Linked DNA regions of Homo sapiens: region 2 is linked to region 1. The links are chromatin contacts, found by Hi-C or POLR2A ChIA-PET in ENCODE. All regions are on one chromosome and are shown on one strand. Each heading gives the region's core, a stretch centred on a gene start or an enhancer-like site at or near the end of the contact. The rest is flanking DNA. Distances are from core to core; before and after follow the strand shown. Region 1 overlaps CFAP57 (cilia and flagella associated protein 57). Region 2 holds the start of CCDC24 (coiled-coil domain containing 24).

Region 1 (5,122 bases), core at 1,950-4,449:
TTCGTGTTTTCAAAGAATCAAATTTTGGCTTTGATGATCTTTTGTCTGTTTTCTATTTTATTAACTTCTGCTCTTATCTTTATTTCCTGCCTTTTATTTGAATTTAATTTGCTGTTCTTTTTCTAACTTCTTGAGATGGATGCTTATGTATCTTTTTTCATTTCTAACACAGTATATGTATTTAAGGTTATACATTTCCCTGTATGCATAGCTTTAGCTGCATCCTGTATCTGTATTTGTAAAAAATGTTACACATGTCATTCTAACATATATCCCTAATTAGAGACCAGTGTTTTAAGTACTTGTAAAGTGATGAAACAAATGGCTGTTTTCCTGGACTGGTGAGCTTGGGCATCAGAATCACTTTCTGTACTTTCATCCGCATCTCCACAGTCACTTGAAGACTAATTATATTGCTGAAGCTGAGGAGGCTCAGCAGCTCTCATTAATAATGTCCGTGGGCCAGGCGCGGTGGCTCACGCCTGTAATCCCAGGACTTTGGGAGGCCGAGGTGGGTGGATCACCTGAGGTCAGTAGTTCAAGACCAGCCTGACCAACATGGAGAAACCCCGTCTCTATTAAAAATACAAAATTACCCGGGTGTGGTGGTACATGCCTGTAATCCCAGCTACTCAGGAGGCTGAGGCAGGAGAATCGCTTGAACCTGGGAGGCGGAGGTTGCGGTGAGCTGAGATTGTGCCATTGCACTCCAGCCTGGGCAACGAAAGCGAAACTCTGTCTCAAAAAAAGAGTTTGTGTTACTTGGGAGGCTGAGGCAGGAGAATCGCTTGAACTCAGGAGGTGGAGGTTGCAGTGAGCCGAGATCACGCCTCTGCACTCCAGCCTGGGTGACAGAGTGAGACTCCGTCTCAAAAACAAACAAAAATGCTTGTGTTTACATAGCACTTTCACTTTCCACACATTTTTACTTTTCCTTCCAATGATCTGTTATTTGCTAAAGTCAACGGTCAGTTTTGGACTTTACATGACCTCCCTCTGACATCTAGTACCACTGACCACTTCAACCTTTCAGAAATTGTTTAGTTCCTTGGCTTCTTTGAGATAATTATCTGATTCCAAGTTCTCTTTGTATCTTTATTTTCAGTCTTTCATCGGCTCCTCTTCTTTCACCAGTCTCTTAAATGTTGGTCTTCCCTCTGCTGTCCAATATTCTTCTCAGATTCTACATAGGCCCTTGGTGATCTAATCTATGCCTCTGACTTCCTCTACTTTCTAATTCCCCGAATCTTCATACTCAGCCCTGACTTCTCTCCTGACCTCCACACACATACATCACACTTCTGGGCACGTCAAATATCACATGGCCAAAATGGAACTTCATCTCTTTCTTCTCTCTGCCTCCGCTACTAAAGTCATGGTTTAGTTCCTAACCCAGCTTTCACCTTCACATCCTAACTGCTCTCCATCACTCCAATTTCCTTCCACTCTAATCCTTCCTCAATACTGTTCAGAGAGTTACCTTTCTGATCCCATTACTTTCTTGCTTAAATCCTTTCCGTTGTTTCTCGTCACCTAGAGACTAAAGTCCAATTCCTTGGCATGGCATACACTACCTTCTGCGATGCAGCCAACCTTTCCTACTCCCTCTATCATTGCTCAAATGTGTCCAGTGTTCCAGCCATATGAACCAATGAGCACTGTCCTATTTCATACCTCCATTTCATCATCTCCAACAAGTCCTTCTGCCTAGAATGCCTCTCTTTTCCAATGGCCTCTTATCTCCAAATTCATCTGCTGACTTCTTACCCTTTCTATGCCTCTCCCTCTTAATCATGCCTCACATCTAATCTACTACTCTAGGACCTAGTGATTTTACTTTCTTTTTTTCTTTTGCTTTTCTTTCTTTCTTTCTTTCTTTTTTTTTTTCAGACAGGGTCTTACTCTTGTCACCCAGGCTGGAGTGCAGTGGTGTGATCATGGCTTATTGCAGCCTTGACCTCCTGGGCCCAAGTGATCCTCCCACCGCAGCCTCCCAAGTAACTGGGACCACAGGTGTGTGCCACCACACCTGGCTAATATTTTTTACTTTTTGTAGAAACAGGGTCTCCTTATGTTGCCCAGGCTAGTCTCGAACTCCTGAGTGCAAGCGATCCTCCTACATCAGCTTCCCAAAGTGCTTAGATTATAGGCATAAGCCACCACGACTTTACTTTCTAAAATCATTTGAATCCATCCACTTCTCCCTAACTGTATCACCACCACTATTATCTATGGTGTAGATATCCACAATAGCCTCCTCACCATTTCTACCCTCGCCCCCTTCAATAGTCTTCACTCTGCTGCCAAAGTAATCCTTCAAAATGCAAATCCGGTCATATTCTCTGCCCTGAAAGTCTTCCATGATTTCAAGAAATAAGAAGGATAAATCCTTACAAGGCCTACAAGTTTCCATGCATTTGGGCCCTTGTGACCTCTCCAATCTCAGCCCATCTTTACCCCACGGTTTATCCTGGCACCACATTCCAGGCCCACAGACTTTCACGTTCTCTGACACCCTATGAGTCTCCCATCTCTGGCCTTTGGATCCCTATCTGCAGTGATTATCCCCACCAGTTGTGTCTGATTAACTCCTACTCACTCTTATAGGACCAAGCCTTTGCAAATACAGCCACCTAAATTATGCCGCCCCCTTCATTATTTCTCTCACAACAACACCATGTTTTTCTTTCAGTGGAACTGCAATTAGTAACTACATTTGTCTGTGCATTTGTTTTATTGTCTCTTTCCCCAAGTAGACAGTGAACCCATGAGGAAAGGAACCATCTCTCTTTTGTTCACCTGTATCCCACTGGCTGGCGGCATACTTGGCTCCGTGCCCCTTGTTTCCCCAGAGACTGTTCACTCACTTACCTTCCCTGTGTGTCCTTTCAGGCTTGAGATGTTCTCTAGGCTCGTGGTGGTGTAAACGTGAATCACATTTCCATTGACTGCAGCAAACAGGTGACCTCCATTGCTAAAGGAACACTATAGGGAAAGACAGCAAGAGAGCAAGCAAGCAGGAAGTGAGCAGTCTAATTAGAGGTTACAGTCAAGAGGTGCTTTTCCCAACGAGTTCAGACTGAAACTACGTGTGAGGGTGGGAGTGGGGGGAAGGTGCAAATGAGACTGAGGAGTGGCTGACATTTTCAGACACTTTCATTATTCCTGTAACTCATAGTGGCCAGATGCTGACACTGTCAGGCCCACAAATCATTAAGCCGTTGGGACCACAAGCAATCATTTTGCCTGTAGAAGCATGTTTCAGAGCCGGGGAAGTAATTCCTGAAATCATTGCCTTGTTTCTGCAAGACACCTCAGGGAAAGCTGATGCGCTCTTTATTACCTCTCACCATTGATGCTTATTTTTCCCTGGCTCCTCCGTCTCCAACCTCACCTTCTTAGCTGTGACTCTGATTCTGAGATTACTTTTCTTTTAAAATATTTGTTAATATTCCACAATTACAGACAGGACTTATCATAGCGGGGATCTCACAAGGTTTTAGGTTCAATGAAATAGTCTGGTGGACATAAGAATATGGGGATGGAACCATATACTCAATAAGGTTGCTGGGAAAATAACTGGATTTCCTCCTTCCCCCTTTTTTTAAGCCACTGTAGTTCTCCAAGACAGATTTTGGTCCCACCTCCCCAGATCATGTTAGTTCCTGATATTTCAGCCGTGGCTTTCTAAGAAACTGGACTTTTGTCTTCAGCAGTTTTTTTTTTACCTCTCCGCATCCTCTAACAGAGTATTCTTTGAAAGAACGTATATCATCAATGAGTAGATTCATGAGGCGTAGTTTGTCAGCAAACCCTACTACAATGAAGTGTCCAGATGGATGAAGGCTGATGGAATATGCCTCTTCTTGGTATTCCTTAAATAGTTCCAGGGTGCTGTGAAAAAGATCAATTACTGAATTGTAAGCTTAGCTCACTAAATCCTTCCAGTCATCTACTGTATCTGATATATATTGTTATCATCGTATTTGAGACACACTACTGTTTGCAATTGTTGGTTCCTCTCTTTTCTAGATCTTGGTTATTAGGGGATAATGTCCAGCGTGGAGCATGGTAGATAGGGAGACTGGTCAAGGTGTGGTCTAGCGATGCTGAAGACATAGCTCTGTTTATATTCCAAAATTCATGAGTATTGTCCAAGTATTTTTTCCCCAGAAGCCCCAGAAGTTGTACATAAGAACAAAGAAAACAGTAGGGGGTGGGGGTCCACCTAGGGTTGGAGCTTCCCAGGGAAGCTGTGCTGGAAGGTAAAGTCAGGAGGGAGTTGGGGGTGGTTGAGATAGTGATGTCCTGGGAGAAAGATGAGGAAGAAAGGGTCTGGAGAGCTCCCTGAAGCAAAGAGCAGTTCCTGTGGGAAACAAGGGGATAGGAGAGCTGGAGGGACCCAGGAGTTTATGTAAGAAGGTGAGAGACTGAGGTGTTGTCTTCATCTCTTCATGTCCCCAGTGTCTAGCATGTGGTAAGCATTAAATAAACCACAAAGTAGTTTTCTAGCCCACGCAAGAGTGAGAAACAGGTAGGTTGACTGACTTGATTTTTTAAAAATCTTTTCCAACTGAAAGCTTCTAAATAATTAAAGTTTGGAACACTGTAATTAAAATAATTCACATAAATTCACAACTGGGGTCTTGCATAATAAAGTAGGCAAGCCTTTCATTCCTTACTTTGTTTCATAATTCCAAAGGCGGATGGATCGATCCAGAGAACAGGTGGCTATAAGGGGTTTGCGGATGCAGGTAGCTAGACCGGTGATGGGTGCTGAGTGCAATGGATACATCAAATACTCAAAGTGAGCAGGCTCCCCCTAGAGAAATCACACAGAACAAGATCCCGCAGAGTAAGCAAAAGGCTGGCTGTACATGTCAGCTCTAATTAGTTCCCATGAACATTAATTAGCCTGGGTGCACAGAAATCAGGCTGTGGCTAAACTGTTTGAATATTATGCATATTTTCCTGAGCCAATATTATTATTATTTTTTATTTTATTTTATTTTATGTTTGAGATGGAGTCTCGCTCTGTCCCCCAGGCTGGAGTGCAGTGGCGCAATCTCATCTCACTGCAAGCTCCGCCTCCCGGGTTCACACCATTCTCCTGCCTCAGCCT
Region 2 (5,122 bases), core at 1,093-3,592, 790 kb before region 1:
ATGTTGGACACGTTCAGTTGGTCCTTGATGATGCTGAGATCTCTGTGACCGCTGCTGGCAATGAAGTCACTATCACTCTCCGCATGTTGCTCACCCCAGGCCTTCAGGACCCAAATATCACTTCTAGGCAACTGTTTCTTTTCTCACAAAGGCAATATAATATAGTGCAAAGAGTAAGAGTTTGGGAGCCTAGGTTTGCAAATGAGCTCTGCCACCCTTCATTGTGTGTGACTTCAGGCAAATCACTTATCGCTTCTGAGCTTTAGTTTCTTTTCCTTTTTTTTTTTTTTTTTTGAGACAAGATTGTGCTCTGTTGCCCAGGCTGGAGTGCAGTAGCACCATCTTGGCTCACTGCAGCCTTGACATCCCGGGCTCAAGTGCTCTTCCCACATCAGCCTCCTGAGTAGCTGGGACTACAGGTGCGTGCCACCACGCCTGTTCAATTTTTTTGCACAGATGGGGTCTCACTATGTTGCCCAGGCTTCTTTTTTTTTTTTCTTAGAGACAGGGTCTTTGTCACCCAGGTTGGAGTGCACAGGTGCAATCATAGCTCACTGCAGCCCCGAATTCCTGAGCTCAAGCAATTATCCCACCTCAGCCTCCCAAGTAGCTGGGAATACAGGCATGCGCCACCTCACCTGACTATTTTTTTTTTCACTTTTTGTAAAGATGGGGTCTCCCTGTATTGCCCAGGCTGATCTCAAACTCCTGGCCTCAAGCCATCCTCCCGCCTCAGCCTCCCAAAGTGCTGGGATTACAGGCATGAGCCACTATGCCCGGCCTTTAATTTCCTCTTGTGCAAAATGGAGATTTTGCCCACCTCCTCAGGCTGTGTGAGGATTAGAATAAGAAGTTGCTGCCATCCACTTATGAATATTTTATCTCATTCAGTCCCAGCTGTAAATACCATTTGTGACCATCCTCTTCAGCTCTCCCTGCCTCCCTAGCCCAGCCCTCACTCCTGTTCTCTAGGCCAGAGGAACAACCGCCTGCTGGACATGGCTTCCTTTCTTCCCTCTTCCTACAAAGCTCTTCTCTTTCATCTCCCTGAAAACTGCTCCTCATACTACAACACGCAGATCAAACCACTTTCTCCAGGAAGCTTTGCCTGTCCCCAGGCTAGGCAGGTGTTTCCTCTGGGTTTCAGTAGCCCTCATGGGCTGATAATCTCTATCACAAGTGGCGGTGGAAGTGCCCAGCCCGTGACTGGAATCTCCTGCATGGAGCCAGGTGCAACCCACCAGTGGGCTAGGGCCCTCTGCCAAGCAGGGACAGATCCCTCTCTCCTACCATCACCTTACCTGGGCCCACCACCTCTCATCTGGAATATCTCCTGTTCTGGCAAATCACACCTGGGCTCCTCCAAGGCAAAGTGCAGGACCCTGGGGCTATACTGGACCCAAGCTTGGGCCTGGTCCCTGCAGAAGGTGCACAGGAAGGAAGCTGAGAGGCTCCTTTCTGGAAACCACAGAAAAGGCAACCCTGGCTCCTTGTTAGGGGCAGCGCTAGCCCACCTGGTATCTAGGGAAAGGGCCCAGGCCTGAGGCTCCCACCTGCCCTCACAGATGGCTTTGTGGCGGAGACCCTGGAGCAACTGCCGGAGCTCCTGGCGCAAGAGGTCCTTTAGGAGAGGCGGTGGTGCCAGAAGAGAAGAGGGGTCAGAGATGGGGCGGGAGCTGGGGGCTTGAGAGGATCGAGCCTCTTGGAGCAGTGCCCGTAACATCGCCACCTGCAAGGAGAGCTGGGATACCTTGCGACTGGGGAGGGGAGTGTCCGGAATGGTGGGGGCTGGGGGAGTGAGGGAGAGGGCGGAGTCAAAGGGGAGACCAGGATAGGATCTCGGGAGTTACCCGGCAGGGCCAGGGACCCGCAGAGGTGGGAAATCACCCGAGTCGTGGGGCAGGCCAGGGGCGTGGCCCACCTTCCCTCTCCCCACCTCCGCCCGCAGCTCCAGGCTCAGGTCCACCGCCGCCTCCCCCAGAATCCTCTTCACTTCGCGTCGCTCCCGGAGCGGAACGTGCTCCTCCACCAGCTCCCACAGCGAGGGGGAGTGCCGGAGCATGACCCACCGACGCCGCCGTCCCCGGCTCGGACCTACGGGCCGCAGGTCAGAGTGCGGGAGGTACCGCGGGCCCGCCGGCAACGCTCACCAAACCCCGCCCCTCTATGGGCCCCGCCCTCTCCCAAGCCCCACCCGTGCTCTGCCGCTGGTCCCCTCGGCTGGGATTGCCCGTTCCGGAACTGCCAGTCCTTGGCGCTCTCTTCTGCCCGGCTTTTGGCCGACTCGGATGCCGGGGGCCCAGAAACCAGGCAGTGGGAACCAGGGCCCTAGCCCCACCTCTTCCGCGTGGCCATCACCCGGGAAACCACGCCGCGACTCTAGGGCCCCGCCCCCTCCCGTGTTTGGTCCGGCGGGCGGCGCGTGCCGGCTGGGAGTTCAGACTCACCTCGGCGCTCCACCGAGCCCTGACCCAAGCACTTTGGGCTCGGCCCTGGGCACCTTTAGGCCTCAGGGAACGTGTTAAGACCTGAGAAATCTGGGTCCACGGGTTTATTACTTCGTCGCCTCCACTGTCCCGGAAGCAGTGCAAGGACAAACTTCCCCTTAAGGCCAGTGAAAGCCTAGGGAGTGGCAGCGCTTGGAGAACCAGGATGGCCCGGGTCAGGTTTACTTGTTGGGCCAGGTTCCCCAAGTGCCCTTCCACCACAACACACTCAGGGTAACCACGTTCAGGGACCCGACCCCCACCCCCAAACAGACAAGGGAGCTGCTCCATTCACGTTTTTTACTAAAGCACCCACACAAGTTTCTGTGCAATGTACAAACACAAGCCGGCCCTGGGGCTCCTGCCTCCTCTCTCAGACAGGGAGGCGGGAACCAGACTTACTGATCCAAGCCCCACCTGCCTCCCATGCAAAGGCCAACCCCAAGATCCCAGGCAGCGACACAGCATCCCCTCTGGTCCCCTCCTGGGGCTGCTCCTCAGCAGGGGGCGCACCAAAGCTTGCCCCCTACAATGTTGAATGAAAAAGGTTTCCCCTCCCCTGGGAGCAAGGGGGTTCCCAAGAGCTGAGAATTCCCCCTGGAAGAGACACTGCCCCCTAGACATACCTCCCACCCTTCCAGGCCCTAGGGGACTCAAGGGGGGGAAACTGAGGCACAGAGAGGTGGAGTGACCTAGCCCAGGCCACTCTGCGAGGCAGTGCAGGGGCTGGCCCGACCCTGACAGTGACTGGGGCTGGGCTAGGGGGAGGGGGTCGGGAAGGAGGGTTGACTCCAAAGAGGGCCACACTTGAAGAGCCTGCCCAGGCAGGAGGCCCCCCAAAGTGGGTTCTGAAACTTCCAGGTGTAGCTAGGGGGCCTAGTGAAGACCCTTGGAAAACAGAGCCCAGTCTCAGTCCTGGAGGTCCTCCACAGAGCAGCTGCCAGCCAGGCTGTGGTCAGTCCTCTGGCAGGCAATCTTCGGCACCGAGAGCCTCTGTCCATTAGTGTCAGCCCCGAGGGGGCCACGACGGAGGCCGCCCAATGTCCACTGTGATATTGGTGAAGAGTGGTTGCCGAGACACCTCCAAGACCTGGTACCGCACTGACCCAATGCCGTCCCGCTTCATGGTCAGCTTCGTGTTTTGAATCTTGGTAAACCTAGATAGGATGGAAATGGTCCACATCAGGGCTAACAACTGTAAACTAAAAATAAAATCCTACACCCCCCAACCAACTAAATGGACCCCCTTTTGGCCAAGGGGACCCCAGGGAACCTTAAAAACAGGGTTTCCAGCTATGATGGGAAGGGACGTCAAACATGCCATGTTATGCCCACGCCCTTTTGCAGCTTAGACACAACAAATGACCAGCATTAACGTCAAAGCAGAGATCACAAGACTGACAGAATGCATTGTTTGTGTCAATAAGATACCTAATTATAAATAGGATCTAAGGCCATGCCAGGCAAGGGTTAAGTCTTGCACCTCTGCACTTAAAGAAGAGACTATGCTCTAACTGCCGCGAGGATTTTCTTTTTCTGTAGCAGCTAAACAAGTACAGGACTTGAGATAACCAATATTAAAACAATTTGTATAATGTGGTAATATAAATAATAGAAAAAAATTTGCAGCTCACCCACTGCCAGATGCTGACCCCTACGCCCCTGTTCCACAAGCCATAATTATAGCTTTGGTGGGACAAGAGACTGATCTCAGTAACTTTCTCCTGATAAGACCATCGGCCATGGACTGGTTCTAGCCAGCTTACAGAGGCTGCGCACTTGAGTGCTTTTGTCTTTTTGACGTATGGGGCCTAACTGCGATATATTTAAATATTAAGTCTCCACCCCAAGGTGAACATGGATGGTATATAACATGCATGTTTGTTCGATATGCATATGTCAGGACCCCCTCCGTAAATATTCATAGCTCCTCCAGTAACCTGTTGACCAATCCATTCAACTAAAATTCCTATCTCACTCCTCCCTCCCTCAAAGTGCCTGTTAAGGCTTTGGCTGGAGGCTCTGCTTCCTAGCCAGTGGGATGGCCAGCCTGCAGGTTGTAACCCTTTATAAAAGAGAAATAAAGTCTCCTTTTCAAATTTATTGATCTAGTGATTTTTTTTTTTTTTTTTTTGAGACAGAGTACAATGGCACCACCTCGGCTCACTGCACCCTCCACTTCCCAGGTTCAAGCGATTCTCCTGCCTCAGCCTTCTGAGTAGCTGGGATTACAGATGCCTGCCACTGCGCCAGCTGATTTTTGTATTTTTAGTAGAGATGGGGTTTCACCATGTTGGTCAGGCTGGTCTCGAACTCCTAACCTCAGGTGATCCACCCGCCTTGACTACCCAAAGTGCTGGGATTATAGGCATGAGCCACCTCATCCAGCTGATCTAGTGATTTTTAAGTTAACACCACCAAACCCAATATGGGATCTCTGGGGCCTAGGCTTAAGCCAATCTGGCTCCTTCCAGGGTTGATTTGGCAGGAGCCCTTCTGCTCCTGCATTGGCCCTCAAAACAGAGATGTCAGCTGCTCCAGTCAGAAAACAGACGTCTGACACCCTCACAAATCTCTCAGCTCAGACTTTTTTTTTTTTTTTTTTTTTGAGACAGAGTCTTGCTCTGTTGCCTAGG

The links. Hi-C counts contacts between places; a loop is a spot of excess contacts on that map. ChIA-PET counts read pairs that join two places held with the same protein, here RNA polymerase II (POLR2A). Pooled maps may share reads with other maps.
Region 2: a pooled map shows a loop between it and region 1 (2.8-fold over the local background). The contact joins the promoter of CCDC24 here to the enhancer-like site in region 1. A Hi-C loop is called at or near these places in 1 of 50 pooled maps. POLR2A ChIA-PET finds 5 or more read pairs at or near these places in 2 of 52 experiments (GM10248 and PC-9).

The regions. Positions count from the first base shown.
Region 1 is chr1:43,197,253-43,202,374 of GRCh38, reverse strand. It overlaps CFAP57 (cilia and flagella associated protein 57), which reads right to left. Exons shown (of 23, transcript NM_001378189.1): 7 at 4,683-4,822; 8 at 3,729-3,894; 9 at 2,872-2,985. All of the region lies in intron 4 of LOC105378685 (a long non-coding RNA gene), which reads left to right. Among named protein-coding and RNA genes, the nearest start is that of CFAP57, 27 kb to the right of the region's middle. Within about 2 kb of position 3,199, at least 2 of the 41 ENCODE cell types and tissues checked have a DNase peak (open chromatin) inside an H3K27ac peak, as active enhancers do.
Region 2 is chr1:43,988,819-43,993,940 of GRCh38, reverse strand. It overlaps CCDC24 (coiled-coil domain containing 24), which reads right to left and starts at 2,342. Exons shown (of 9, transcript NM_152499.4): 1 at 2,195-2,342; 2 at 1,937-2,094; 3 at 1,554-1,729; 4 at 1,302-1,418; 5 at 1-54. The coding sequence starts at 2,062. B4GALT2 (beta-1,4-galactosyltransferase 2) reads right to left here. Exons shown (of 7, transcript NM_003780.5): 7 at 2,773-3,643. The coding sequence ends at 3,493. RefSeq lists silencers at 1,889-1,938, 2,079-2,188.